Linked DNA regions of Homo sapiens: regions 2 and 3 are each linked to region 1. A link is a loop called in an ENCODE intact Hi-C map of the cell type or tissue named here. Cell type or tissue: PC-9. All regions are shown on one strand.

Region 1 (8,000 bases):
GTAACAGACCCTGTGCAGGGCTCTGGGACACAACGGAACAGAACACCAGATTCCCAGAAGCAGCATGAAGGTTAATTGAGTAAATGAATGAACTGGTTCTGCCATGCATTTCATGGCACTTCACCGGCCAAATTAAAACCTGTTCATTTCTTCCACCTTAAGGTTAGCCGTGCCCGCCTGTTGAAGGGCTCTCTCTAAGGAATGGCCAGGGGTGAGGCTGAAGCTGACCCCGAAGGAGCTGCTTTTCTTAGAGCGGAGGTGCCTGCAGGTGCCAGGGCTCCTTCAGCCCATCCTTTCTCAGCATTGTGGCCTCACACAATGATGAGCCGTTTCCTGTCTGGGGCTGGTGAGATATTGAAAATACTTAAGTAGAAACACATCACAGGATATGGGGACCTAAGGATCCCACAGACTCCAGCAGGGCAGGCTGCAGCCCAGCTCACAGTGAAGTCCATGGACTTTGGAGTCGAACAGACATGAATTCAAGTCTAGACTACCATTTTCTAGCCACACAGCCATGGCTGGTTAACTCAACCTGTGGGCTCTGAGGTGTCCCTGTGGCCAGGAGAATGAATATATGGGGTCAGGAAATGTTTATCAGATAAGCCTCAAGTTTTTGTTTTTTTTTGTTGTTGTTGTTTGTTTGTTTTTTTGAGACAAAGTCTCACTGTCACCAGTCACCCAGACTGGAGTGTGGTGGCACGATCTCTGCTCACTGCCACCTCCGCCTCCCAGGTTAAAGCGATTCTCCTGCCTCAGCGTCCCGAGTAGCTGGGACTACAGGCGCCTGCCACTATCCCTGACTATTTTTTGTATTTTAAGTAGAGACAGGGTTTCACCATGTTGGCCAGGCTGGTCTCAAACTCCTGGCCTAAAGTGATCCACCTGCCTCGGCCTCCCCAAGGGCTTGGGATTACAGCGTGAGCCACTGTGCCCAGCCATAAGCCTCAAGTTCTTCATCTGTAAAATGGGAATAATACCCCCTAGCACTGTAAGGATCAAATTAAATCATATTTCTGGGGAATTGCATACTTTGTACATAGTGAGTCCTCAACAGGTGATGATGGTGGTGTTGGTGGTTGTAATTGGTGCTGAGACAGAGGGACCTTCTCCGCTGAAATACTTTGGGTTTTGTACAAGACAGTGCAGGGGAGAATTGCCACAGAGCCTGGCCCTGGCTGGTAGAGGCTGGGAAGAGAGACCCAGAGAGATTCCCTTGGTCAAAGATCTGGGGAGAGGCCCATGAGGGTGGTGGAGAGAGTGGGGATGTCAAAAAAGAAACCAAATTACCCTAAGTTCTGGAGGAGACAGGCCCTGCCAAGTATTTAATTCAGCAAGAGTGAAATGAAAGGGAAACGAAATTGCTATTGTGCATCTAGGTGACAGTTTCCACCTCCGCCTGTTGGCTGCAGGGCAAACAGTAATTATGCACTAAGGCAAGGGAGCTTCAGCCAGGAACATCCTTGGAAGAATGCAGGCTGTGAACTCAGACTTTGTCTTCTTTTTTTCTCTTCCTCCCCTCTGCCCTCCCCGCCCCCCACCAGGTGACTTGGTCTCCCGTGCCATGCACCACATGCAGGGGCGTCACCCCCTGTGCCCGGGTGCCAGCCCTGCCCGCCAGGCCCGCCAGCCGCCACAGCCCATCACTTGGTCCCCCGACGCCCTCCACACGCTCTACTACTTTCTGCGGTGTCCACAGATGGAGTCCATGGAGAACCCCAACCTGGACCCCCCGAGAATGACCTTGAACAATGAACGGTAGGGATCTTCCTTGGGCTGAGCACCTGGTGGGACGTGCTCCCAAACGTGCATTGACCGACTGACTGACACTGACTGACGACTGACCAACAGGGCGAGGAAGGGGCCCTGGAACTGTGCTATGCCTGTGAGGAGGTGGCCCAGGAATTCCGATGGATGAAGGCCTGCACTGGTGTGCAGTGGGATTTTTTTTTCCTCTGAGCTGATGCAGCATGGGGCCACTGAGGCTCAGAACGTGTGCTTCTGCCTCTGTGCCCAGTCTGGCATGAGCTCACTGGGCTCTCTGAAATTCAGCTGCCTTGTTATAAAATGAGATAGTCACACCCACCTAGAAAGGTTAGTGCTCTGAGTAAAAGCATGTAGGATGGGGGCTAGGTGGGAACTGGCCCTTGGCCAGTGGTAGCTGTCACCTCTTTTCATGGGTTTATCCCATTCAAAAGTGATCAAATGATCATTGCTGCCGTCATTGTTATGAGGGGTCCTGGGTGTGTTTTGCCCCATCCATTCATTTAACACAGGAGACTATCCTGGCCCTGGCAGCTCTCTGATCTCCAGCAGGTTAGTGGTTGAATAGCCCCTGGACCCAAGCCTGTGGGCTTCTAGTCAGGTACTTTCACTAGAGGGTCCCAACACTTTCCTAGCTGGGAGCAAGGCTGCAAAGAACAGATGTGCAGGTTGTATACTGCACAACAGAACCCAATGAGGGGCATGAGTAGGGGATGCACGTGGGGCCATGTCAGCCTGAGGACAGGATACCTTTTCTTTTTTTTTTAGACGGAGTCTTGCTCTATTGCCCAGGCTGGAGTGCAATGGCACAATCTTGGCTCACTGCAAGCTCCACCTCCAAGGTTCACGCCATTCTCCTGCCTCAGCCTCCCGAGTAGCTGGGACTACAGGTGCCCGCCACCACGCCTGGCTAATTTTTTTGTATTTTTAGTAGAGACGGGGTTGCACTGTGTTAGCAAGGATGGTCTCGATCTCCTGATCTCGTGATCCACGCGCCTTGGCCTCCCAAAGTGCTGGGATTACAGGCGTGAGCCACCGCGCCCGGTCTTAGGATACCTTTTCTAATGGGTTTTCTCTGAGGGCTGCCTTTTGAAATTTTCTACCTGGAAAATATAATATTTTTTTTATAACTCGTACCAAACATTGTATATGCTGGCATGAGCCTCACATGGAGGCCACTGCTTGGCCACTTAAGGTAAGGTCTGTCCATGGGCTCAAGAGTTGTGGGTTTGAGGGTCCAGGAAGTGGGAAAGGCTTGCACTCAGTTTAGGAAGCCCCATCCACACACATTTCACCACTCAGTGAAGCCCAGGAAAGGCAGAGCCCACGGGCCTCAGTGCCCCACCTGGAGGGAGACGATCTGAGACCTCAATATTGGAAGTCCCAGGGGCTCTGCAGTCCCCTTGCCTGGCTGTCCGCTGTCTTTGGGGGGCATTGAGTCTCATCAGCTCTGTGATCCACAGCTGGCTCCACAGCCAGGTCTGCTTCCTCAGTGCCCCAGAAAACAAAGGCACTAAGGTGGATTTACTGAGTGTTTACTATGTGCTAGGCACTGTGCTGAGCAGTTTGCAGGCGGATGCTCAGTTAATTCACACACTACCAAGAAAGAGGTGTTCTTCAGAGCCCCATTTACAGATGAGTAAGTGGAGGCTTGGAGAGACTAACTGGCCCCACGACACAGGCTCATAACCACTACACTGTACCTCCTGTCACTAAGAGGAATATAAAACAGCAGTGGCCCAGTACACGCATAGTAGGGTCCCAGTAAATGGTACCATTGCTGTTATCAGTACTAGTATCCTTATGTCATCATTGTTTTACTTCTCTGGGAGTTGGAGGGCAAATGCAAGTCTGAGGAGGGCCACCCTGGGCCTGACACAGCAAGAAGGCTGCAGGTGGAGCCCTGGGCATCCTGAAAGACACCTTTGGCGGGAGCTGGGGCCAAAGCATAGGCCCTAAGCCCCAGCTGTTCCTGCTTTGTGGAAAAGTGTTGTGGTTGAAGGAGTCAGCTGGGAAGGAAAAAGAGCAGGGAAGATATCTGGGAGGAAGAGGCAGGAGGCTTGCTTGCTGTTTGGTAAGGTGCTGGGCTGAGGCCGGGTCATTCACACAAAGGTGACTGGGAGGACAGGCGCCTTCTTCAGGCCTGTTGCCCTGGCTGCTGGGCCCTCAGGCTGTCATGGCTATAGGCCCAGGGGCAGTCATTCCTCTGCTGGCACTTTCTCCCGCCCCCACTCCCCCCCCCCGCCGGGCATCTTTGTCATGTCCTGTGGCTTTCCCCCAGGAGGGTTCCCAGCCCCCTGTACTCTAATACACAGCATCAGGGTTTCTTCATGATCTGAGTTGCACAGCCCTATGTGGTTATAATAGCTGAGCTTGCATGGTAGTAGACACACGTGCATGTGTTTACGTAGCCATTTATTTAAAAACCGCACTATCTGTAGCACAAATAATTTGGTAGCAAAGATATTTTTCCATGAATCATTTCAAATGAATATCAGACACATGGGGAATTGGAACCCCCATTAGGAAAAAAAAAAAAAAACCAAATTTTTAAGTTATGACACAGAAAGGAGGACAACCCTAAAAATACCTGAGGGAGCCAACAGCCCGACGGCGCCCTGGTGGCCTGGCTCCTGTCGCTGAGCAGATCTGCTGCCCTCTGGCTCACTGACAGGGAAGGCCCTGGAGGCTGTGGGGATCCTTCCTGGGAGCGCTGAGCTTACAGCATTACTGCAGGCTGGGCTGGGCCAATGTCCCATCAAGGCCCCAGCACCCTGATACCCTCACCAGAGCTCTGGGGAAAACCTCTCCTGATGCAAATAGTAGCTGGAGTTTGCTAGGGTTCCAGAGTGGCAGAGCTTTGCTTTTGTGAGTTTGGGGATGTGCGACGTCTGTCTCTTGCTCCACTTCATCCTCCTGAAGCCCCGTCCTCTGTCCCACCTGGAAGCATGGCGGACTGAGTTCACCCAGCCAGAATTGGACGGAGCCCCTGATTTCAATGTGACCGTGGTTGTCTGGCTGTAGAGACTGTCTGTTTGGGGATTGGTGGCTCTCTGGGTTTGTTTGGGATTAAGTGACCTCCTCTACTGCCTTGCACACATGGGAGAGGGAGCTCAGTTTGGTGATATGGGTTTGGCAGCATGACATCATTGATGGAACCACTCAAGTCTGTCCTCATATTTCTGCTTTAAAGAAAGGTACCCTGATTCCTTCAATTAGGGGCTATGTGTGACCACATCCATGGCGACAAAGGGAAGGGACGTGTGTTCATCTCTTTTGTGTGGAGCTCACTGTGGCATTCCCTGCTAAGCCACCTGCTGCTTCTGCAGTGTTTGGTGGGGACTTCACATCTTTCCGTAAGGGGCCTTCTCCCCAGAGCTCTCTGCTCTGGTTTGGGAGAAGAGACAGTGGGAGGAGGGAGGGGCAGAAGCAGCAGGAACTCAGAGTGGTGAGCGGGCAGCCTTGCAGGGAATGAGAAGCCTCTAACCTCCTTTCATCTACTCCTGCAGTGAGCCTGGTGCATCAAGAAACAGTACAGGCTTTGGGGCAGAGGCCTGGGCTCAGAGGGCCCTTCCATGCCTTAGGCTCCTCACCTGTAAAATGGGGCTAAGTAATTCTATCCGGTAGGACAAAGTCAGATAACATACGCCCTTCTTTTAAAGCCCATTTCTACCTACTTCTAGGCCCAAAGAACTTCAGCAAGTTTGGTGCTATCATTACCTCCGTTTCACAAGTGAGTACAGGAGGCCGCGGGGTACCTGGCTGATAAGTGGCGAGGCCAGGATTCAAACCTGAGGTCTCTCTCACCTCAAGGCCTTTGCCTTTCCCTGTGCCAGGCTGTGGCTTTCCCAGCTGGCTGCTGAGACCTGATCCTACAGCACTGAGGCATGCTGGGTGGGCCCTGGCCTTTGGGGCCACCTTCTCTGGGGCCATTCCAGCCCCACCCCCTCACTATCCTGGGAAAGCTCTGCAGCTGGAGCCTCCCTGCACCCTTCCAGGGTGCCTTTCTCACTGGCAGCTTTGCATCCCAGGCACCAGCCAGGCACAAGGCAGAGTCTAAAACACAGAATTAGTCACAGCTGCTGCCCTGCAGGGTGTGTCATCACCGGAGATCAAGCTTAGAAAGTGAAAGAGCCTCTTGTCAGGGATCCAGGTTGCCCAGGGAGATCGGGAGCCTCCTTCCTCTGAGGTCTGGAGGAGAAAGGACAACCATCTGGTTAGATGTGGCCCTTGCTGGTTGTGCCTGGGGGCAGAGGGATGGGCTAGCTGGAACAGAATCTTTGGCAGAGGATATACCTCCTCAGCCATCACCCTTCTGGGGAATGAGAGGTCTGGGGCAGTAAGGATAAAGACTACGCAGACACGTAGGAAGGCAAGAGGGCCGCCCGCTTGCCAGCAAATTGCTGGAAGGCAGCGTCATCAAGTAGAGGAGACAGAGGGAGACATGCAGTCAGAGGTGCAGAGGGCCTGAGGTCGACAGGAGGTGACCATTTCTCCACATCAGAACCTGGGCTGCTGGAGGGTTTGGGGTCCCCCAGGCACCCTTCCAGACTGCATCTACTGTGAGCAGCAGCAAAGAAGCCAGACCCTTGAGGAGTGGCCAGGCAGAGAGAGTGGGAATGGCAGAGGGCCACTGGTCCACAGAGCGGTCCGCTTGCTAAGCCTCAGATCCTGGCCTCTTGCCTCGTTCTCCCCAGCCCTGCACAGCACGTCTCCGCCTCTGTGGAGGGTGGCACACTCAGAAGGCTTGGAGCCTGCTGGTATCCAGGACATGAAAACAGGAGGAGTGTGGAACCCTTCCCAGAGTTCTGATTGGGGGTCGGGCCTAGAAACCTCTGGTGTCATGACTTCGTAGCCAGCCAGAATAGCCCCATCTGAGGAGGGCCCTGCTATTCAAAGGCGTGCATTTGAGATCTACCTTGCCACTTTTTATAACCTTCAACCAGTCATTTAACCTCTTCAAGGCTCTTAATCATCTGTAAGGTATGCGGACCCAATGAGTTAACATATTTGGGGGGTTTTCTTGGAAACAGGGTCTTGCTCTGTCTCCCAGGCTGGAGTGCAGTGGCACAATCTCAGCTCACTGCCTCTTTGACATCCTGGGCTCATGCAATCCTCCCACCTCAGCCCCCCCAGTAGCTGGGACCACAGATGTGCCCCACCACACCTGGCTAACTTTTAAAAAATTTTTGTAGAAATGGGGTCCCACCATGTTGCCCAGGTTGGTCTCAAAATCCTGGGCTCAAGGGACCCTCCTGCCTTGGCCTCCCAAAGTGCTGGGATTATAGCCATGAGCCACTGCACCTGCTCACTACATACTTTTAGAACAGGGCCTAGGACACACTGAGTATCTGTTCTTATGATTATCAGCACGATGGTTTGTATCAGGCAGGGGAGCAGCATATACAGAGTCCAAGTGGCTAGAGGCAGCAAGGCACCCCAGAGAGACCGGCGATGGGGAGGAGCAGAGCAAGGGAACACGGGCACTGTTGTGCAGGATGGAGCACAGAAGTGGGCGGACCTTGTTGGCCAAGACACACAGGGCTGAGCTTGTGGCTGAGAAGGTCCTGCCCCCATTGGTGCAGCTATTTGTGATTGGCTGGGTTTTATTTGTCCTTCTTCCCACACTTCCCTTCTTGGGGCCTGAACCCTTCTAAGAATAAGGGCAGCAGAGGGTCCAGGAAGCCCCTCCCATGCTGCTTGTCTTGATGCTCCTATAAAGGTCTGCCCTGGAGAAGTCTGATATGTAGTTCTGCACCCCCAGACAGGTTCAGGAGAGACGAGACCAGGGTGCTGATGTTATACTAATCTTGTTCTCCAACTCACATAGAGCTCTTTTTGCTAGGGCTAGCAGGACCTGCTCAGAGGTTGAAGCTCTTGTCCAGGTGAGATCCTGGTAGACGATAAATGTGTGTCTGGCCCAGCTCTTGGCTTCCCTGTTCCGTATCAGGCTAGACAGAATTTCAAAGAGCTGGAGCCAGCGAACGTGTCAGTGCTCTGGGTTCCAGCCACTTTGTTGGAAACGCACACCTGGGGCTTTTTTTCTCTTTAAGAGACTGGCTCACTCTGTCACCCAGGCTGGAATGCAGTGGTGCAATCATGGTTCACTGCAGCCTTGAACTCCTGGGTGCAAGTGATCCTCCCACCTCAGCCTCCCAAGTAGCTGGGACTATAGGTGCATGCCACCATTTCACCTGGGGCTTCTGATGGTGACCAAGGGGAGGAGGGTGCCATAA
Region 2 (8,000 bases), 150 kb before region 1:
CACTGAGTGCCAGCTACATCCAAGGCAATGGAGACAGATTAGCAAGGGACAAGAATCTTGACTGTTTTGAGTTTAGAAGTGTTTAGAATCTAGTAGGGAAAGCAAAGCATATATACAGATAGTTACAAAGAAGTTTATAGTGACCACCTTCAAACAAAGAGGGGAGCAATGGCGATAGACTCCACTGTCTAGTCTTCATTGCTGGTTCCCCATTGCGGGTGCTTTTCAGGAGCTGTTTCATTTAATCCTCCCAGCTCCTCTGGAAGGTAGATATAACTTCCATCCCATAGTTGGGGACCTTAAAGCTTCTGGTGATTAGAAAGCTTAAAGGGAAGAGATGACTCCTGGCTGTCTGGGTGGAAGGAAGTCAGGGTTTCTTTGTGGAGGATGTGGCAGGTGTGCCAGTGATTTGGGCAGGTAGAGCTGCGACTGCGGAGATGGGAGGGGATGCAGAGCCCCCAGAGGCTTCCAGGCAGAGGGAACAGTGTGAGCAAAGACCTGGAAGCCAACGCATATGTGTTGGAGAACAGCAAGTTCTCCTGTTTGGGTGGAAGGTTCAGATACATGACAAGCAGGAACAGTGGAGATAACACAGGAAAAAGGAAAGCTTTCCCACATCTTTTATCCAGATGTTAAGAAGCCTGCCAGAGTACAGGATGAGAGTTTTCCAAAACTTATTTTCATAATTCAGAAATTGAGTGTGTCTTCTCCCTAGCTCATCTTAACCATGGCCCCAGACCTCCAATTACTCCTCTTGGTGATTGAAAGCTTGACCTCAAAAATGCACCCGTCTGCTGTCCTAGCAGTAAAAGCATTAAAAGAAGACCTTAACTGAGCAAACTTGGGTTGTGAGGGGTTGAAGAACAAGGCTTCTATCAACCCTTCTTTTCTTGTTGAATTTGGCTCTGACTTTGCATTTCTTCCGTGGCCCTGAATGTAGCATTACAGGCCAAAGCAATCCCAGTACAGAATGAAGGTCAAGACTGGCAAATGTGTTAAACGAGGCCATTGGATCGACTCTTGCCAAAGCAGGATTCTTAATCGTGGAGCATAAAACAGGGTGAGAGAAGATGGTCCCAGAACTTTTTTTTTTCGGTGTTAAGTCCGACTGATGTATACGATATTCGACTTCCAGTTTAGGGTTTATTATTTTGGACAATAAAAGCTCAATTCTCAGAGATGCTGACATTTTAATTCTTAGTTAATGTGTTTCCAGAGCATTGATAATAAAGATTTCAAGCATATTAAATGCTTAATATTGTGGAACCACCTTATAGCTAATTGTCTTCTGAATTGGAGTCCCTAAGGTGCAGCTGAATTCTGCTGATAATAATAAAATGTGATAGGTCATCAATGGCTTAGCTAATAACTCAGGTGTCGGTCTTTTTCCGGACTCCAGTGTTATGAAGGGAAGGAATTTTCTTGTCACTTGACAAAGATAAACTTCATGAACATATTGCAAAAATACATACACAGTCATTTGTAGTTAGTGACTTGAGGCCCACAGTTTCCTTTCTTTCTTTATTTTTATTATTATTTTTTTGACACAAAGTCTCACTCTGTCACCCAGGTTGGAGTGCAGTGCTGCGATCTCAGCTCACTGCAGCCTCCTCCTTCCAGGTTCAAGCAATTCTTCTGCCTCAGCCTCTCAGTTAGCTGAGATTATAGGCAGGCACCACCACACCTGGCTAATTTTCATATTTTTAGTAGAGACAGGGTTTCACCATGTTGGCCAGGCTGGTCTCGAACTCCTGACCTCAAGCGATCTGCCCGCCGTGGCCTCCCAAAGTGCTGGGATTACAGGCATGAGCCACCATGCCCGGCCCATGGTTTGCTTTCTAAAAGTAAGCTGAGGAGAGTCAGGCCCATGATGGAAAAATTAAACAAGAAAACTAAACTTGGAAGCCTGGACATACAAGGTTAGAGTTGAGGAGACATTAAACTGGACCTCAAAGAGGTTGAAATGGGCCTCTCAGTGCACGAAAACCCTCCCTACAGTTGAGGCCAAGCTTTTATTGAAACCTTTACAACTTTTTTTAGTCTGTACATTTTAAAATATGAAAATTAGTATTTGCTGTGAGGAGAGCTATTAATAAACACAAGCCTGAGGCTCACACACCAAGTGGGTGTACGTGCACAAGCATCCGGAACAATCCAGTACAGAGCTATGAGGATTTGGATCCAGAAAATTCTGGGGTGGAGCTTGCCCCGTCTGTGACCTGGCATGAATCATTCCATCTCTTGGATCTCTGTTTCCTTATCTGTGGTGTGGAGAGGTCAGACTAGATTCCCCAAGGGCTTTTCTGTCTCTGATAGTGTTTCTAGACCCCACATGGACACTGTGCAGTCATTTTCCTAAGGTCGAGCGCTGTAATTAGTATCCTTGGGAAAGAAACACCCAGGATGGTGCTGGACGAGCTCTTTGAAGACCTGGCTTGGTAATAGGGCTGGACACTGTCTTTTTAATATTAAGATTAATTGTGATTACTGTACTCAGGGTTTTCCTGTGCCCCTTTCCCCAGAAAGATGAGTGCTACATGCTTTTGGCCGACCTCATGCTTCAGTGCTTGACAGCTGCATCCAGGTCCTGGCAGGCCGGCACTGTGGTGAGATCCAGCTCCGAGGTGACTTCATATAGCATGTGCTTGAAGCCCGCCTACCCAGACTTGGATATTTATAGCAGGGGAGCAGCTAGAAAAAAAAAATTAAATATGCTACACCCTTCTTTATACGATGTGGGACAGAGACAGGCATTGTGAGGAATTTCAAAGGCAGAGCTGTATAATCCAGCAGGATATTTTTAAATGCTGTTTGTTGCCATTGGCAGGGCCGGTGTTTCAAAGAGGAGGGAAAATGAGAGTAACTGAGGATGACAGGCTGCCAGGAATGCTGAAGGCCGAGACATGGAGCTCCATGCTCCGAGGTATACAGGCTCTGAACCCTGATGTACTTCACAGTCACATAGCTTGAATAGGGCTTGGGCAGGTCAGTATGAGAGGCTGGGGAAATGGGGTGGCTTGCCTGTTTCTCTTCCCCAACCGGCCCATCTACCCGTCAAATCCCAAGTTGAAAATTGATGAAATCTTCTGGAGAGGCAGAACATATGGCAAAAAAAGAGTTGCTTTTGTGAAAGCCAGGGACCTGGTTGTTTCTTCTTCAGCCCATCTCAGCAGCCGGGTAATTAAAGTTGTACATGGGGACACAATTTGGAAGCAAGTTGCTTGCAGCTGTTCTTCTGGACTTAATCCACTTGAGTACCAGCTGGGCAGGCCAGGACTATGCTGGGACCCAATTCAGTAGCAGGTGAGAAGGCCTCAGGGGTAGGGCTGCCTCTGAGAAGGCATCGCAATGTCCCCCACCTGTCCAGTGGGTGCTTGTAAAGTATTCTAAGTAGTGTTTTCTACCACACTGGTCTTTGAGGAGACAAATGATGATGGCGGGGGTGGGGAGTCTGAGGACTGTGTAGGGGAGAGGCCAGGAGTTCTGTTTGGGTTACATCCGTTTGTTCACCCAACAAATATTTATTGAGGACTGTGTGCTGGGCACTGTTCCAGGAGCTGGTGATGCAACAAATGAATAAAAGGGGCCTGAAGGAGGGCAGGGTGCAGGCCCTGTGGATAATGAGGCAGAGTGAGGGGAATCACCTGAGGCCAGCCTGGCTGGAGAAGACAGCTCTAGGCAGAGGGAATAGCAAGCATTCCTGGTGGGTTCAAGGAGCCACCAAGGAGAAGCTCCTTCCGTGCGGCTGGGGCGAGTGTAGCAGGAGATGTGGTTGGAGAGGAAATGGTGGGGTGGTTAGTGGGGTAGGCCATTGGGTAATAATTCATTGGCTTTTAGTTCTGAGTAAGCTGAAAAGCATTGGAGGGACTCAAGCACAGAGTGACTTGATCTGATTTGTATTTCCACAAGGTCACTCTCTCTATTGTGTTGGAAATTGACTTTAGTATCAAGTGTGGACGCAGCGGGACCAGCCACTGGCACTTGCCAACAGCTTGGATGTGTGAGGTATGAGAGAGGAATCAAGGATGACACCAAGTTGCTATGGTCTGAGCCCTGGAAGGAGGGAGTGGCCATTGACTGAAGTGGGGAAAGCTGTGTATGGAAGAAGCAGGACTGCACCAAAGATCCTAGTGCGGTTTTAGTTGTCTGTCTCAAATCACATACAGATATCAAATAGGTTGGGCCGGGCACAGTGACTCACACCTGTAATCCTAGCACCTTAGGAGGCTGAGGCAGGTGGATGGCTTGAGTCCAGGAGTTCGAGATCAGACCGGGCAACACGGTGAAACCCCGTTTCTACAAAAAAATACAAAAACTAGCCAGGTATAATGGTGCACATCTGTGGCCCCAGCTACTTGGGAGGCTGAGGTGAGAGGATTGCTTGAGCCCAGGAGGCAGAGGTTGCAGTAAGCCGGTATCACACCACTGCATGCACTCCAGCCTGGGCAACAGAGTGAGACCCTGTCTCCGAAAAACAAATAGGAAGTTGGCTGGGAGACAGGCCACCTTGAACTTCATTAGTCATATGATGGATTGAAATATTGCCCTTCTTTGCCCTTCCAGAGGGTGGGCTCAGTATAGCAGGGCTGCATAGAGACTCAGACAATAGAGATTTAATTTTCAGTCTTACGATCTTTGGCTGATGGCCATAAAAGCCCCTGAATTTTGCTTTCCAGCTTCTTTGTAGGCAGCCAGCAGCCTTTAATAAAGATCATCAACTCTGTTGTTTCCTGTCATTAAAATGGGGGCTGTTTAATTAGTCCAATTGTTCTGTGGATCATTGTGACTTTGCGTCTGTGTCCTTCAATTCTGGGAAAGCAAGACTCCATTTTTCAGGCAGCTTTGGATTCCTGGAGGTCAAGTGTGGGTCTGAAATTTGGCCGGAAAAAGAACGCTCTTAGGTGGCTTGAGAAGGCATGGGGCCTGGAGTGGTGTCCGAATGGTTTGGGAGTATCCAACCGCCTGTTGGATGCTTTGACCTCGGCTGCTCAGGAGGGGCAGGGTGCAAAGCCTGGCTAAGAGATGGGGTCTGAAGGAGTTGTCACTGTCTGATTGCCAGCTAGATAGCTGAGGTCTCTGCCCTCAGTTTTCCTCTTCTGTTAAATGGGGTTGCCATAGTTCCTAGCTGATAGGGTTGTTGTTTCAGTGGTTTTCAATCCTAGATTCACGTTAGTATTATCTGGATAGCTTAAAAATAAAAGTGTCAGCCAGGCATGGTGGCTCAAGCCTGTAATCCCAACGCTTTGGGAGGCCAAGGCAGGCAGATCACCTGAGGCCAGGAGTTCGAGACCAGCCTGGCCAACTTGGTGAAACCCTGTCTCTACTAAAAATACAGAAATGAGGCGGTGTGGTGGCAGGCGCCTGTAATCCCAGCTACTCGGGAGACTGAGACAGGAGAACTACCTGACCCTGGGAGGCAGAGGTTGCAGTGAGCGCAGATCACACCACCACACTCCAGCCTGAGCAACAGAGCGAGACTCTGTCTCAAAAGAAAAAAAGTGTGTGTATGTGTGTGTGTGTCTGTCTGTCTGTCTTAAGGCCCTACCTCCAGATATTCTGAAATAAATGGTCTGGCATGGGGCCCAGACCATGTGGGTAGCATTCCTGGGAGAGCCTGGTATGTAGTGAGGATGCAGACATTAACTATTATTAGTGGTAAAAGCATCCTTGTTCTGGAGTATGTCTTTTCGCCCCACCTAGGATGGTGACTTTCCTTCATTTCACAGCCACAGCAGCTTTGGCTAACTCATCTAGAGGGATCACCAAAGAACACTCAAGAGAAGCTTGAACTGTTAGGTTTACATGGAAAGGGCATGGCTAGATCTAAAATGGGAGCAACATATTAGCCCAGAGTGCTGGCGCACACCTGTAATCCCAGCTACTCGGGAGGCTGAGGCAGCAGGATTGCTTGAACTCAGGATGCGGAGGTTGCAGTGAGCCAAGATCGCACCACTGCCCTCCAGCCTGGGTGACAGAGTGAGACTCCATCTCAAAAAATGAATGAATGAATGAACGAATAAATAAATAAATAAATAAATAAATAAATAAATAAATAAATGAAATGGGAGTGACACCATAAGATGTTATTTGCCCCACTGGTAAATGAAGTGAATACTGTGATTCCCATCTTTAAGATGAAGAAACAAAGTCACAGAGAGGTTTGGTAGCTTGCTCACGGTCATGCAGGTAATAAGTGGTGGTCCAGGCAGTCTTACCCCTGATTCTCTACTCTTCAACCATGTGTGTTCCCTCCCCAGCCAGAGAAGCCAAGAGACTGAATTCTCAACTCTGATACCCAGCACAGACCTACCGTGGGTCAAACTTTTACGAAGCACCAGACCCCGGCCCATGTGCTTCACATGTATTATATCATGTGATTCTTACCATCATATATACTCTTACTCCCATTTTGCTGCTGAAAAACAAGCTCAGAGAAGTTCAGGTGACATAGCTAGTCAATGACACAGCCGGGCTCTTTGAGCTCTGAAGTCCTCATTTGCCCTGTGGCCTCCTGTCCTCAGGAGTGGCCTGGGTGGGGACGAAGCACATGCAGTGATTTCCTGAGCAAAGAAATGAATGGGTTGGCCCAAGAGGACAAGAGGAACTGAAGCAAGGCCAAAGCATCCCTCACTGCATCTCAACAACTGAGCCACTGGGGGCCTGAAAATAGTAACATTGCCCAGTAGGGTGGCCAGCCAGCTGCGCCTGAGAACTGTGGGGTAGGTATTTGTTTCTCTGCGTGTTTAAAGATAATACCGTATGAAGCACATTGTTTCTCTTCTGTTAGTGTGAATGAAATTGCCTCTGAAAGGTTGTGTGTATTGGTTGCTTAAAATAGCTCAAGAGGAAGAATGTTTGGAAGCTGTTAGCTCCTTGAGTCTATTTCCTTGATTTATGATACCTTGGAGAGTGTGGGACCTCTTCTTGTTTACCCTTCTGGCTTTTTCTTTCTACCGTGTTTGAGTCCTTGTGTCATCATAAGCCAAAGGCATTTGTCACCAGAAAATGTGGCAACCTTTCCTAAGTAATTTAATGGGGGACCCTTTACACGTTTAATCTTTTTCCTTAAAGGGAGGAAAATGGGGAGAGGTCATTTGTTTTGGAAATGGCCATTTCTCTCTTCCAGCTGAAAACGTTCCAAGATCAGAGCAATGGCATTTGCTTGGGAGTAAGAAAAATTTGTTTTATTTTTCCGTTCACACTGAGGCCTGGCCTGGGAACTCATGAGTTTTTGTAGAACTTCCATCTTGTGGTGCCCAGGAGACCTGACAAGCTGTGAGTGAGAGGAGCCACAGAGCTGCTCTGTTCAATACGGCAGCCACTTGCCACAGGTGTATATTTAAATGTATTCAAATTCGATAAGGTTAAAAAAAACCATTTCCTCAGTCATGCAAGTCACATTTCTTGTGCTCCCTCGTCATATGTGGCTAGTGGCTACCATATTGGACAATGCAGATATAGAACATTTCCATCATCGCAGACAGTTCTGTGCAACAATACAGCCATTAGAGTGGGTCAGTGGTGGGTCGCTTGGGGCCAGCTTTCTGGGTTTTCACAGGTCTAAAAATTTCAACCATTCCCCAGCTTCTCAGAAGCCCTCTGTTTGCAGAAACAAGAAGATTCATGGAAATGGAGATTAAGGCCATTGGTTCTTGTGGCTCTAACCTCTGGACCCTTGACACAAGGTCGGGTTTTATCATTTCCAAGCTGCGTGGCCTCAGGCAAGTCACTTAGCCCCTCTCAAGTTGTTTCCTCCTCAGCAAAATGGTGTTTTAAAAAATACCTCCCAGGGATGATGTGACTATTTAAACAAAATAACAAAATGTATATAAAACAGTTAGCATAAGGCTTGGCACACAGTAAGAACTTAGATGTGTTACAATGTTTTACCTGCATTTTCTTCTTTGAGCCACACAGTATCCCGCAGAGGTAGATACTGTTGCTGATTTCAAGATGATGGAAGGGGCTTTAGGGAGTGCTATTGCTACCATCACTGCCAC
Region 3 (8,000 bases), 80 kb before region 1:
AATGGAATAAAATAGTAGGCTCTTTATAGGATTATAATGAGGATTAAAGTAAAGAACAGACCGGGCATGGCAGCTCACTCCTATAATCCCAGGACTTTGGGAGGCTGAGGCAGAAGGATGACTTGAGCCAGGGGTTCAAGACCAGCCTTGGCAACATAGCAAGACCCCATCTCTATTTAAAAAGATAAATATAAATATATAAAGAACACATTGCAAAGCATGTGGCAGTAGTGAGCTTTCAGGAACTGGTGGTGCTAATGAATAAATAGCACCTTAGTAATGCTCATTCTATCTCACTCACAAACTGGACAGTTCATGCATTTGCTGGGGTTTCATTTTGAAGTAAGAGGATGGTTTGTTTCTGCTTAGTTTTCCCCAGTGACTGAGAACCCTAGCAAGAAAACGAAACACCTGTGCAGACACATTATACCCATGGAGCTGCATTTCTGTATGTACTTTTTGCAGGCCATTATCAGACATTACACTGCCCCAGAGGTTAATTGTAATCTCCAGAGTCCATTGCACTTCCACAGTGGCTGGGATCTTTGGCCACTTTCCCAGCCTGTTTATGGGGAGCCTGACCTGAAGCACATCTCCTAAGTGTTTTCCAAGTTGGCACTGAGTCTCTCCGACTTGGAAATGCCAGCACACAGCTTTGTGTGTGCAATGATTTAGCTCTTATGAAGGCGCCAGTGAAATGCCCACTCCTACCCGGGTGTTGGACATTTTGGAGACCTGGAAAGAAGTAAGCAGTGTTATTGACAAGCACAGGCCCTGCAGGGGACTGTGGGAAGTTAGGCATGATTCTGTCCCTTGTGCCTTAACAAGGACTGGTGAGGACACTCAGCCATTCCCTCAGTGCATCAAAATGGAGGCCAGCACATTGTATAGCCTTAGTTTCTCTATCAGGGATTAGGGTGATAATGATTAACCAGAGGACTTAGGGTCAACTAATCCCCAAAGTGGTTCTCAGAATACTATGAAAATGTAGCACAGGAAAAGGTTCCATGGCCAAATATATTTAGAAAATGCAATGCACTGTCTTTCCTTCTTTGCATTTTATAATATGCAATTTGCATATTCAAGGCCCTGAGAAGTCCTGCAGTAAGGAAACAAACTTAACCTTGTTCAGTCCAGCAGCACCCAAATCAAATTTCCATGAGCATCTTTTTCCCTTTAACATCCCCAGCAGCTAGGAAAAACACTGAAGAAATTCTAGATTATCTAATTATCCCCAAAGTTTATTTTTATTTTTTTAACTTTTTTTTTTAGTTTTTTTGTATTATATCCTGCTCCTTCTGTAGATTGCAAAAGTTTATAACAAGTGATATGTGAATATTAAGAAAGGAGAATCTGAGCCAGGCGCAGTGGCTCACGCCTGTAATCCCAGCACTTTGGCAGGGCGAGGCGGGCAGATCACAAGGTCAGGAGTTTGAGACCAGCCTGGCCAACACAGCGAAACCCTGTCTCTACTAAAAATACAAAAATTAGCCAGGTGTGATGGCAGGCACCTGTAATCCCAGCTACTTGGGAGGCTGAGGCAGGACAATCGCTTGAACCCGGGAAGTGGAGGTTGCAGTGAGCTGAGGCTGTGCCATTGTACTCCAGGCTGGGCAACAAGAGCACGACTCCATCTCAAAAAAAAAAAAAAAAAAAAAAGAGAATCTGTTGTTTTGTTTCATTTTGTTTTTGAGACAGAGTCTTGCTCTGTCACCCAGGCTGGAGTGCAGTGCTCATTATAAGCTCTGCCTCCTGGGTTCAAGCGATTCTCCTGCCTCAGCCTCCTGAGTAGCTGGGATTACAGGTGTGACCACCACACCTGGCTAATTTTTGATTTTTGTAGAGATGGGGTTCACCATATTGGCCAGGCTGGTCTGGAACTCCTGACCTCAAGTGATCCACCCACCTTGGCCTCCCAAAGTGCTAGGATTACAGGCATGAGCCACCGTACCCAGCCAAATCTGTTTGTTTTTTTTTTTAAATAAGACATTTAGGAAATGAAATGAAAAGTATTTGATAACTTCTTTTGTAGCCACTCACTCCTAGATTTTATCATGAAGAATTGCATGACTTACCAATCCACCACCCTCTTGAAATACCAGGGTCATGACATGCCAAAAGCTACCTCCACGGGCTAAGACCTGAACTTGAGTAACAAAGGTAAAATTTGAAATTTCAAAGATGTTCTTTATGAGACCCTAGATTAACTGGGGTTGCATCCAAATGGTTTCATTTGAACTTTTAAATACATACTTCTGGCTGGGCACGGTGGCTTACGCCTGTAATCCCAGCACTTTGAGAGGCTGAGTCGGGTAGGTCACCTGAGGTCAGGAGTTCGAGACCAGCCTGGCCAACATGGTGAAACCCTGTTTCTACAAAAAATACAAAAATTAGCTGTGTGGGGTGGCAGGTCCCTGTAATCCCAGCTACTCAGAAGGCTGAGGCAGGAGAATCACTTGAACCTGGGAGGTGGAGATTGCAGTAAGCTGGGATCACACCATTGCACTCCAACCTGGGTGAGAGAGCAAGACTCCATCTCAAATACGTACATACACACGTACTTCTCAGCCAAGTGGGCACCTACTGTTCTGCTAAGGGATGGAGACATGGACCTGCAGGTTCGCATTCTCCTGGATCTGAGAGGTTATTAGGTCACGTCTGAAGCCTCCATGCCAGCTAAACAAGGAACAGTGGATCAGCAGCGCACCTTGTTTATTGTTGTAGTGCTCCAGTCGTCCATCCCTCTCTCCCCTTGTCTTCTGTGACTGGTCAAGCTAATTTGATTTGACGTCCTGGCATTTGAGATTTGTCAAGTATTGTAACCCTAAGCAGTACTAATATTGAAACCCATACTTGAAATTTATGTAATCCAGATGTGCATGCCAATAAAGCAGAGATGAAATGGCAGGCCCGGATGGGGGAGAGCCAGGCTGGGTGGGGACTGTGTGTGGGGAAGAATTCTGTGGCCCTATATTTTTTCCACATGGTATATACAGCCAAGTAGGATTTTAGGAATTAATATTTTCCCTTAAGAGTAGTAACTGGATTATGAAGTATAGCTTCAAGTAAGTACCAGTATTGGTTTTATTTGTAGCCAAGAATAACTGATTAAGTTTTGAGGAGAAGGAAGGCAATCTATTTTGAGTGCTTTTTAAAACTTTTAAATTGGTTAGGACCCTTCAACAGTGTGGTCTTGGGACTTATTAGTCACATCGAATCAGAACTTTTTTTTTTTTTTTTAACCAAACAAGCAGCACTGGTGAACCAGGATTTGTGACATGGCTCTCTGATGTTGAATTTTTTCTATTTGAGCATATCATTAGAAGTCCCCCCTAAGAAACAAAGACTGTGACCCCTGAGTTGTCAATTCAAAGCCCTCCCACACTGGTAATACCCAAATGCCATTTCTATTTTCTGAGAGCTCAATGAGTAGGTGGATTAAATGTGAAAAGGTTTCTGTTCAGGTATTTGACAGTGGCCTTGATTGGAGCCTCTCTACCGTCTAGCAATGGCCCTGTTGTGTGACTTCCAGGACGACAGCTGTCTTCTCGGGCCATGACCTCTTCCACCTGTGGGATCACAGGACTGTGTCCAGCTGACCCAATGAGAATGGTATAAGTGCTTTATCTCATAGGGAGTTCTGAGTCAAAAATTTTGGTGTTCTTGACATGAAAGATTGGCAGAGTGTATTATTATTCCTTAGTGTTCTGTGCATAATTAACAACCACCCTTAACTAGACCTGGTAGCCCAGGGAAACTGGTCAGACCAGCTAGTGAAAGCAGGTGGAAAATGATCTCGAGGGAAGCACGGAGTCGGGATCCACATTGAGTGGAGGTGACTTGTAGTGGATTAGGGTGCTCATAAAAACCGTGGTTGCAGTTGGTACCAGTGTCATCTGTGGATATTTCTAGGCAGGATATCAAGGGTCAGCTTGCTACTTTAGCCCCCTCTTAAGGCAGGATACAAAAAAAAAAGAGAGCCCTGTATTCAGGGGAGGCATGTGACATGCCATGGTCCCCCATTTCCCCTGCCCTAAACATCTCTGGAGAAAGTCAAGTGTGTGTGGCTTCTACAGCAGGGCTGGATGTTTTTCCCTGGGGTAGGAGGGGCATTTACCTGCTTTTCTTCAGCCATTATTAATAGGGCTCATTCCAGGAGGGGAGGAGAATGGTGCCTGTAACTCAGACTCCCCAGCACAGCCTCGGCCTGCAGGCTTCAGCCCTGTTGGAGTCAGGGCTTGCGTAAGGAATGCTGTCATGGATCCAAGCCAGATAGATTACAAATGATGGAATCTGATGTTTCCTGTTGGGTTTGGGGAAGGGATTCAATGTGGTGTGGGCTTAGGTCCCCACAGTTTACCTCAGAAATAGTCAAGATGCAGGGAGCTGAATGAGGACTCTCGAGGCAGCTTTGCCAGCCTGGAGCCCAGGTGAGTCACTACCACCTCAGAAACATCCTTCAGAGGCCAGGATTCAGGCCCCAGGCGGGAGTCGGAGCATCCAGGCTGCTGGTCCGGTTCTCTCCACTGACGTCATCACCCCCGCTTAGTCTGGAATGGCTGGCAACCTCTGCCTGAGGATGAGAGCTGGCTGGAAGTGGAAAAGCAGGAAATGTTTCCAGATTGGAAACTCAAGGCACGTTTGCGCAATACTGCACTCGGCCAAGACTGTGTGGCTGACCTGCATGCCTAATGGGATCCCAGGTCTGAAACAGGGTTCTGCAGAACCATTGGTCTGACCTCATACCTCCCACCTAGACACAATGATATCTTCTTGGCCAAGAAAAAATGACCTGTATTTTTCTTTTCTTTTTTAATGTTATCCAGCTGAGGTGTGCCTTTAAAAAAAAGAAAAAAATATATACATACACACACACGCGTGTGTGTGTGTGTGTGTGTATATTCCAATCCACTACTTAACGCAGGGATGCAAAGATCATATTAAAACGGCTATAACCAGAAATAAGACAACTGAAAGAATCATAGTATTAATAAAGGGCAAACTGAGAGTCCAGGTGAGAGGAACTGCAGTCTCTGGTGATGGAGTGCAGCCTGGTGGTTTAGAGCTCCAAAATGGAGGCCCGTCAGCCTGGGTTTGAATCCTGGCTCTGTGGCTTACTAGCTGTGACCTTGGCTTCTGTCATCTTCTGTTCTTTTACTTATTGTAAGAAAGGGTGATAGTGCCACATCATGAATTAGTCTAAGACTCGAGTGCACTTCCACGCAAAGTAAGTCCTTAGTAACTGGTAGCTGTTATCATAGTTAAATATCTTTTTTTTTTTTTTTTTTTTTTTTTTTTTTGAGACGGAGTCTCGCTCTGTCGCCCAGGCCGGACTGCGGACTGCAGTGGCGCAATCTCGGCTCACTGCAAGCTCCGCTTCCCGGGTTCACGCCATTCTCCTGCCTCAGCCTCCCGAGTAGCTGGGACTACAGGCGCCCGCCACCGTGCCCGGCTAATTTTTTGTATTTTTAGTAGAGACGGGGTTTCACCTTGTTAGCCAGGATGGTCTCGATCTCCTGACCTCATGATCCACCCGCCTCGGCCTCCCAAAGTGCTGGGATTACAGGCGTGAGCCACCGCGCCCGGCCAAATATCATTATTTTTGAGGCAGGGTCTCACTTGTTATAATTATTGTTATTCCTTCCCTCCAGCCTGCTTTAGAGTGATGCCCATGATGCAGTCAAAGGTGTCTGAGTTCCTTTCACTTTTCTAGATCGTTGCCCCAGTACTAGTGCATAAAGGGATGCAAGGTTTTAGGAACTTTGACCTTGAAGCCAGACTGTGTAGCCACCGTCACTTCTCTCTGGGAGGCTGTTGTCAGATCAGGCCCTGTTCCATCCCTCTCCTCGGAGGTCTGCCAGTGTTACTCAGCCATGAAGCCCATCAAGGGGCCACAGTTCAGATGGAGGAGGAGTCTTTAAGCAGAAGACAGAATGCCTGGGGATGCTGTTGTCTGGGGTCAAATGCTGGCTTCGTCCAGTGGAGAAGTGAGTAGAACCAGCCCACTGTATCCCTTCTGCATCCCCTGCCAGCTTACTCTCTGAAGCAGCAAACCTGGAGTCGGTCGAGGTTCCCCAACAGAGAGACCCCGGGCCTTGCAAGAGCAGGCCTGGACAGCCTGGAGTTTTCTCTCAAAATTGTAACATGGGTTTATTCCAAAACAAAGCAACAAAAGTAGACCCCTGGTGTATCCTTGGCTCACTTCCATAAAGCATCACAACCATTAACCAAAGGAAAAGAAGGCCTGAGCCCTGTGGCGGAAGTCAGGCCAAGATTTTCCTCACTCCCCTCCCTTTCTGGGACCCAGGAATAGTAAAAATAGTAAACATAATTATAACAAAAAATTTAAAAAAATTTTTTTAATTTAAAAAAAGCTAAAAATCATGGAATGTTTGCTAAATGTCAGGACGGTTTAAGTACTTTATATATATTAAGTTATTTAATCTTCCTAGCCTTTAAGAAACGCTATTATTGTTGTTTCCCTTTTACAGATTAGGGGACTAGGGCACAGAGCAGTTATGTAATTTGCTTAAGGTCACACAGCTAGTAGTGGCCATGCCAACTTTAGAACTCAGACAGTCTGGAATTAGAGGCTGTACACTTAACCACAGCTCTGAACTGCGTCTCATGATAGTTATCAAGTTGTTATAGAAATAAACCATATATACGATAAAATGATATCAAACTATACATACACAACATTATTCCAGTGTGTATGGTTGGTTGGTTTTTTTTTTTTTTTTTTTTTTTTTGAGACGGAGTCTTACTCTGTCGCCCAGGCTGGAGTGCAGTGGTGTGGTCTTGGCTCACTGCAAGCTCCGCCTCCCAGGTTCACGCCATTCTCCTGCCTCAGCCTCCCGAGTAGCTGGGACTACAGGTGCCCGCCACCACATCTGGCTAGTTTTTTGTATTTTTAGTAGAGACGGGGTTTCACTGTGTTAGCCAGGATGGTCTCAATCTCCTGACCTCGTGATCCACCTGCCTTGGCCTCCCAAAGTGCTGGGATCACAGGCGTGAGCCACCACGCTTGGCCTGCCAATGTGTATGGTTTTTTAGTTTTGCTATTATACTCTAATTGTGTGAGATTTAACCATCTGGGGAAAGTGAGCAAAGAATACACAGGACCTTTCTGTATTCTTTTTTTTTTTTTTTTTTTGCAGCTTCCTGTGACTCTATAATTATTTCCAAATAAGAGGTCAGAACAAAAGCAAACCACAATCAACAGTGTATTGAATTCTTATTGTATGCCAAGCACTGTGATAAACATTTAACATTTATTATTTTATTTACTCCTAACAGCAACCCAATAAGATGTGGGTACTATCATTATCTTTAGTTACAGATGAGGAAACTGAGGGTTGGCAAGGTTAATAAGTTGGATACCATCAATAAGAAGTAGTATGACCACTGGGTAGTACCCACCTAGATTTATTATAAACATCAAATCAGAAAAAGCACCTGGTATATGGATGTTCTGTAAATGTTGATTTCCATGTGTTTGCTTGGCAAGCACAGAGCCCTGCTAGGTGCCATACACAGTCTAGCATTAGCCAGTCCAAGCCTCTGCTGGTTTGGCTCACAGGATGCTAGGGATATAAGGACAAGTACAACATGTTTCCACCATCAAGGAGCATATAGTTGGGGAACAGTGACTTCCATGGTTCCAAAGGCAAGTTGTATGTATGTATGTATGTATGTATGTATGTATGTATGTATGTATGTATTTGAGATAGGGTCTCACTCTGTCGCCTAAGCTGGAGTGCAGTGGCACAATCACAGCTCATTCAGCCTCAACCTTCTGGGCCCAAGCAATCCTCCTACCTCAGCCTCCCAAGAAGCTGGGACCACAGGTGTGTGCCACCATACCCAGCTAATTATTTTTTGTAGAGGTGGAGTCTCCCTGTGTTGCCCAGGGTAGTCTCAAACTCCTGAGCTCAAGCAATCCTCCCATCTTGGCCTTCCAAAGTGCTGGGATTACAGGCATGAGCCACCACTCCTGG

The links. Peaks named below come from ENCODE experiments on the same cell type or tissue, not always from the same donor. Only the 100,000 strongest peaks of a DNase experiment are listed, where the experiment ranks them.
Region 2: it touches region 1 in a loop (5-fold over the local background); 15 of 110 quality-filtered maps call a loop at or near these places.
Region 3: a loop joins it to region 1, with 6 times the contacts of the local background. A loop is called at or near these places in 11 of 110 quality-filtered maps.

Annotation. Positions count from the first base shown.
Region 1 is chr11:34,191,083-34,199,082 of GRCh38, reverse strand. It overlaps ABTB2 (ankyrin repeat and BTB domain containing 2), which reads left to right. Exons shown (of 17, transcript NM_145804.3): 3 at 1,545-1,758. Among named protein-coding and RNA genes, the nearest start is that of NAT10, 89 kb to the right of the region's middle. RefSeq lists enhancers at 4,098-4,926, 5,094-5,979 and a silencer at 6,448-6,633. In PC-9, a CTCF peak has its summit at 4,385; DNase peaks (open chromatin) are centred at 4,342 and 5,892; H3K27ac peaks cover 2,001 bases.
Region 2 is chr11:34,340,979-34,348,978 of GRCh38, reverse strand. All of the region lies in intron 1 of ABTB2 (ankyrin repeat and BTB domain containing 2), which reads left to right. Among named protein-coding and RNA genes, the nearest start is that of ABTB2, 13 kb to the left of the region's middle. In PC-9, no CTCF peak of the experiment used is centred here; DNase peaks (open chromatin) are centred at 2,278, 3,908, 5,598 and 6,908; H3K4me3 peaks cover 1,470 bases; H3K27ac peaks cover 5,750 bases.
Region 3 is chr11:34,271,459-34,279,458 of GRCh38, reverse strand. The region is part of intron 1 of ABTB2 (ankyrin repeat and BTB domain containing 2); the gene reads left to right. Among named protein-coding and RNA genes, the nearest start is that of ABTB2, 83 kb to the left of the region's middle. In PC-9, no CTCF peak of the experiment used is centred here; DNase peaks (open chromatin) are centred at 2,068, 3,788 and 4,498; H3K4me3 peaks cover 735 bases; H3K27ac peaks cover 3,219 bases.